Regions from separate parts of the Mus musculus genome. Here region 2 is linked to region 1. A link is a contact called in ENCODE POLR2A ChIA-PET data. All regions are on one chromosome and are shown on one strand. Each heading gives the region's core, a stretch centred on a gene start or an enhancer-like site at or near the end of the contact. The rest is flanking DNA. Distances are from core to core; before and after follow the strand shown.

Region 1 (3,190 bases), core at 321-2,820:
GTGGGGAGTTAAGGTTACACATGGCTTCTAATGGATTTGATCCATGCCTCTACCAAAAGCCCCCATTCTCTGCTCAAAGGAGTTGCTTCTACCTTAGGAGAAATGGTTGTGAAGTTTAGCTCTTTCTCCACAAGCTTGAGGTCAGTGAAAAGGGAAGGAAAGTCTGGCCCCCTAGCCTCAAGGCAAGGCTAGCTCTCTGATGTAATTCTATTCTGCTTTCTACCTTCCCTCCATCGCCCGCTCAACCCCTCTTGCACTAAGACTAACTGATTGCAGAATAGCCTGCCCACAGACAATCCCCTGGCCTGCCCACTCCCCGGGCAGCCGTCCTCTTCAGCCCAACACACAACACCACCTGAGGTCCCAGATGCGAGCTGTGCAGTCCTCGCCACCTGTATACATCCAGCGACCATCCTCGTGAAAGCCCACTGATGCAATGTTCTTACTGACTCCGTCATAACTGATGATGGGGTTGGGGTTATTGGAGTTGAGATCATACATGCGGATATGTTGGTAACCTAGGGACACAGGGGGAATTGAAGCATGGGTGTGCCAGGTAGAACTACGGCCAGTAAAGGGTCAGAGGTCGAGAATCTCAGGTACCTGCAGCAGCAATCATGCTTCGGTCCGGAGTAATCTCCAATGCATTTACCTGCTGAGCATGTTAAGGATAACAGGAAGAGAACCCAGAGAGGGAAACCTTGGGGCTACAAGGCCATCAAGACCTCCACCACCTGGCCTGAGTTTCCCCAAACACATATCATTCATACTTAATTCTGGCCAGCACCATCCTGCTGCCAAGAGGAGGATACAGAGTCCTGATGCTGCACTGTTCGAGTGCAGATTCCACTGTGAGCCTGCCAAAAGCGCACCGTGTGGTCATAGCCTGCAGTTGCTAAGATGACAGGGTCACTGCCCACTGTGCCTGGGGTGGTATTCATTGTTTGATGGCTGGAGAAAAAAAATGAGACCTGCACTGGGCCAAGAGGTGATAAGTAAGGTCCAAAGGTCAAAACGTTTGGAGAGAAAAGATGTACGCATAACAATCTGCACACTACAGTGTACCGGTATTAACTTCACTTTAAAACTAAGAAAAATAAGAGTGTTCAGGGTCACGCTGACAGTCTCAAAAAAAAAGACTCCGGCTACTTTGCTCCCGGGAGAGTGTTCCTTCAGCTTCACCCTCACGCTTGGAGACGCCACCTCGCCAGCAGCCAGCAGGAGGCAGTCACACGCAGAAGGCCATCGCCCGGGCGCCGTCTCTCGCAAGGGTAGGCAACGCATGCGCATGGCGACTAAGGAAAAGCCCGGCACTGCTGCTGCTGAGCATGCGTAGTTGACCGGCACTGGGATCGGATGGGTGGGGGCGCTATCTGGCAGGACCCCCGCGCTCCCCAGTGCTCTGCACACCGCCCTGGCTCTGTGTTACCGGCCCGATTACCCCGACCGCACTCTCCTAGCCACCCAGTGGTCGGTAGCAGCCCTCATCCCGTGTCCCCCGTACCTTAACACACGCTCTGCACTCTGCCTTAGTCCAGGACGGCGAGGCGAGGAGGAGCTAGTCGATAGAAGCCGGGCCGAGCGTAGAGCTATCGATAGTAACTCCGGGCGAGACCATGGGTCCGGGGAGTGGGGGAGTTGAAAGGGATACCAGAGTTCTGAGACGAAGAACTCCAGAAGTGATCGTGCTCAGAATGGCCATCAGCCGCGACGCCACCCTTCAACTCACTGGGAACTACAGCCATGGTACTGCTGCCTATTTTCCAGACTTGGCTCCCAGAAGGAATTACACTGTCGTCGTCCCTCCACCCCCCGCAGACATACACAATCACCTACCCTACCAACCAAGCTAGAATTTCTAGGTAATGCAAAATTTTCAGATAAAAATCATTTTTTCTTTTCTTTTTTCCTTCCTTCCTAGCTTTTCTCTCTTTCCTTCTTTCTTTCTTTCTTTCTTTCTTTCTTTCTTTCTTTCTTAATTTCTTAATTTCTTAATTTCTCTCTCTCTCTTTTTCTTTTAGTATAGGCATATCTCAAACACTGTACTAAAAGAATTACTTTCTTACAAGAAGTTTGAATGCAACTGGGCAGTCTGTTACTTCTATTTGCTTTATCTGGTAGCCATAGTCTAGACCCTTTCAGCCTGATCCTGAGGGCACATAAGCTAGCCCAGAAACTCGTTTAAAACTGCAGACTCTCATGCCTCCATTTTTTAAAATTTTTAATAATACTTTTTATTTAACCCAATATATAAAAATATTCTTTTAACACATTCAACATAAATATTTTGTGCTTTTTTATTTTAAACTGAAATATAGTGTGCATCATGTTCTTGTGAATAGTTTCAATTTAGACTAGATAGATACATTACAAGCACTCAACAGCTTTATGTGTCTACTAAATAACATTGAACAGATAGGTGTAGAACATCTGATTCAAGAACAGCAAATTAGCCGGGTGGTGGTGGCGGCGCAGCCTTTAATCCCAGCACTTGGGAGGCAGAGGCATATAGGAGAGAATAATATTTATATTCCTAGCTGGGGAAAGCCTAGCTGGAATATAAATATTATTCTCTCCTATATTACATCCCAACTGCAGTTTCCTCTTCCTCCCCTCCCCCAAGCCTCTCCTCTCCTCTCTCCTCTCTCCCAGATTCACCCCACCACCACCACCACCAAGTACTTCCCCTCAGGAAAGAGCAGGCCTCCCAGGGACATCAACCAAACACACACAAGCTACAATAAAACCAGGCACATACTATCACTTTAAAGCTGAAAGAGGCAACCCAGCAAGAGGAGAAGGATCTCAGGCAGCAGAGTCAGGGACAGCCCAGCCCTGTTAGGATTCCAGAACACCAAGCTTATATGCAGAGGACCTAGGTCAGAGCCTTAGCAGCTCTCTGACTCTGCAAGACCCCAGGAGGTCCACCGGCCCCTCTGTGTTCTTGTGGTGTTCCTGACCCCTCTAGTTCTTCTAATCCCCCCCCCCTCCTCTGCAGGACTCCAAACTCCGCCTAGTATTTGGTTGTGGCACTCTGCATCTGTCCCCATCAGTGGCTAGGTGAAGTCTCTCTGGTCTCTTGGTGACAATTCTGCTATCATGCCTCCATTTTTATTACCCAGCTCTACAAAGTTGTCCTTGCTTTCTCATGATCTCTTCCCACTGCACCAGTAGATGGGGCTGCAACCCC
Region 2 (3,190 bases), core at 416-2,915, 150 kb after region 1:
GGAAAAGGGCTGAGCTTTTAAAAAGAGGTCTTCTTACCCACTGGCCATAAACCACCTAACGTTGTTCTGCATTTCCCCTGTAAACCAATGGGGTTTCTTTCCTCTCTCTGTTTTTTTTTCTCTCTCTCTCTCCCTCCCTCGCTCCATCCCTTCCTCTGTCTCTCCAGCGTTTCTCTGTGTATCTCTGGCTGTACTGAACTTCCCCAGTGCTGGGCAGGATTAGCAGCATACACCAACCACCACCATCACCCAGCATTTTGTTTTGTTGTGTTTGGTTTGGTTTTTTAAGGCTGGATCTCGAGGCTGGTGAGATAGCTCAGTGGTTAAGAGCACTGACTGCTCTTCCAGAGGTCCTGAGTTCAATTCCCAGTAACCACATGGTGGCTCACAACCATCTGTGATGGGATCTGATGCCCTCTTCTGGTGTGTCATCTACAGTGTGTGTGTGTGTGTGTGTGTGTGTGTGTGTGTGTGTGTGTGTGTGTGTGTATGTTAAATAAATAAATCTTTTTTTAAAAGTTCCTAAAAAGAAAGGGTGGATCTCCAATTTAAAAAAGGAAACGAACATCTTTGAGGAGAGGAGGACCCAGTCTCACTACTGTAGCTCAGGTGGGTTACAATTATGTTGCCTCCAACTTCATAATCCTATCTCCTCTGCCTCTCACGTGCTGAGAGAGTACAGGGCATCTATCTACCATAACACTAAACAAAATAAGTTTTCATACAACACCTAACTTCTAAGGCAAGTGTGCTAAAGCAGGACACCAAGATCCTGAGGACAGGCATATATCTGTCTCCACAGTACTGGGGACAGCAGCCCTATGCAGATGGTTACCAGCAACCCATCTCCCACAGAACCCAATGACAGACAAACCCAGCCTTCCTAGCCTTTGTGCTGGGCTAGCCAAGACATTGGCCACTCACTCACTCTCAAGATTTCCGATGTGATGATAAACTCAGTCTGTTTGCCTTCTGCACACCTGGGATTTGGCCTCGATGTTCCCAATCCCAACAGTATCTTGAACTTCTCCTTCAAGCCGGAATCTTTGCTTGTTGGTTTGGCCATGGTGGGCAGGGCAGTACTAGAGAACTGCTCTGTGTAGAAATAAACATATTATTTGATACACCCCAGGAAAGGTTCTCCCTTCTGCCCTCGAGGCGAACCTCCAGAATCCTAGGTCAAGGGTAGGCAATAACCTGTCCTTCCTACAGCCTCTGGGGCAACTCAACTCCATGCAGGAGGAACTCAGCCACAAATCAACTCCGGAGGTATAGGCTTACTCTAGCGACCCGCCTGTTGATTGCCATTAGTTCTCCCTAGGTTAAGGAGGAGCTGTCGCGTGAATAGATGCAGAGGCCCGCTCACATTCGCAATGGAGGGCTTGAAGCGCTAGGACTTGTCAGCGGTGGGAGCGGCGGAGGATTGGAATCAGAACGACCAATTCCCCTCACCCCATCGCGACGCGACCACACAAACCATCGCAACCCGCCCCAGCAGTCAGAGCCTCCAGGGCTACTCACCCCGCGCGCGCCTTTCGCGCGCAGGTCCTCCTGCACCCAGGGAAGGGCGCACACCCCCGGCCCAGGGCAGCTGCCGGAAGCGCAACCCGTACTTCCGGGGGCGAGGCTTTGCTGACTATTTGCGTTGAGCTCTCTGGGAATTGTAGTTTCGCGTGCGCGTTGAGCAAGTGGTGGGATCGCGGGGCTGCTCGGAGGAGTAGTTTACAGCCCAGGCATGAACTCAGGGGTGCGGATGGTGACTCGCAGTCGGAGCCGCGCGACTAGGATCGCGTCGGAAGGGTGTAGGGAGGAGCTCGCCCCGCGAGAGGCTGCTGCAGGTAGCTCTGCGCCTGCAGGCGTTTTGGAGGAAAGGAGGAACGTGGAACTTTGGCTCCAGGCTTGCGTCCCGGGCCGCAGCATCTGACCTAAACTCTAGGCGCCGCGGAGTAGGCAGCTGCCTTGAATCTTGAATTGAAGCTACGCTTAAATCTCACGTGGCCCCACTTCTAGCTTCTTCCAAGGGTCTGGGACCCGCAGGGTCTGCAGGGTCCGTAAGACTGGGTTCTGGATGTATTCATCCACCCTTATCGCCAGTGAAAAGTTTTAGTCCAACCAGCCTAGCTTAGGACATTCACTTGCTCCAGGCTGTCCGTGGGACACAGCTCTGTTCTCAGAGCTGCCTCCCTCTCTTGTAGGGCCAGGCTGTGTGCCAAGAACACACCCAGCTAGAAGTCTTCTCTCCCAGCTGGACGGTGGTTCTGAAAGAAAACAGGCCCAGAGAGAAAACAGGAAAGGGCATGGCACTCATTGTGTTTGTCCTGTAGCCATTAAGGGCCTACTATGTGCCAACTAGTGGTACTCAGGGAGTAATTATCAGCCCGTCCCCGCCTGGGACTTAGACATAAGTGGCTAGAGCAGGAGTGTGCGTAGGCAGCAATGGTCTCCCAGAATCGGTTCAGTAGTAGAGATCCGCTGGGATCCAGGCTGAGGCTTGGCAAGGGCCAAGGGCCACAGAAAGTGTTGATACTGTTAAGGCAGCAAATGTTTTATAGTAGTAGAGTTTGGAGCTCATCCTAAATGCAACGATTTCTGAAAGGGGAGTTGCACTGTCCAGTTTGGGTGTGAAGAGAGAGGTTCTCTTGAATGTAACTCAAAGGACTTGGGACAAAGGAGAGAGGTTATATTATCCTAGAGGCTGTTACTAGTGTCGGTGTGCTAACAGGCACTTTGTCAGACTGTCATGTACTGTTGTGACAAGGGCAGAGCACAGCACTTCTGTACACATCGTGGTAGATAATGGACAGTTAGTTGCACAAACAAGTGTGGGGATGTGGATTGGCAGGTAAGCAGCACCCTTCCCCCACCCTCATATAAAACCCACTCCAAAGACTGAATGGCACTTTTTTGCAGAAGGAAGAAAAAGCCACAGGCCCGTGAGACATCCACGGAGAACACAGAAAACGCATGTGGCCTATGAAGCGGCTAATGGTGAGGAAGGCGAAGATGCTGAGCCCCTCAAAGTGCCCGTTTGGGAGCCCCAGAACTGGCAGCAGCAACTGGCCAACATCCGCATCATGAGAAGCAAGAAGGATGCACCTGTGGACCAGCTAGGCGCCGAGCACTGCTATGATGCAAGTGCCTCCCCGAAGGTATGCAACACCTCCGCCTATCCAGCAAGGTGCTTACTTCC

What was found. ChIA-PET counts read pairs that join two places held with the same protein, here RNA polymerase II (POLR2A).
Region 2: POLR2A ChIA-PET joins it to region 1 with 18 read pairs in Patski. The contact joins the promoter of Nthl1 here to the promoter of Mlst8 in region 1. POLR2A ChIA-PET finds 5 or more read pairs at or near these places in 4 of 5 experiments (Patski and embryonic stem cell).

What each region holds. Positions count from the first base shown.
Region 1 is chr17:24,477,508-24,480,697 of GRCm38, forward strand. It overlaps Mlst8 (MTOR associated protein, LST8 homolog (S. cerevisiae)), which reads right to left and starts at 1,571. Exons shown (of 9, transcript NM_001252464.1): 1 at 1,505-1,571; 2 at 813-951; 3 at 604-655; 4 at 356-518. The coding sequence starts at 941.
Region 2 is chr17:24,631,017-24,634,206 of GRCm38, forward strand. It overlaps Nthl1 (nth (endonuclease III)-like 1 (E.coli)), which reads left to right and starts at 1,666. Exons shown (of 6, transcript NM_008743.2): 1 at 1,666-1,838; 2 at 2,911-3,149. The coding sequence starts at 1,736. It overlaps Tsc2 (TSC complex subunit 2), which reads right to left and starts at 1,611. Exons shown (of 42, transcript NM_001286713.1): 1 at 1,522-1,611; 2 at 929-1,095. The coding sequence starts at 1,066.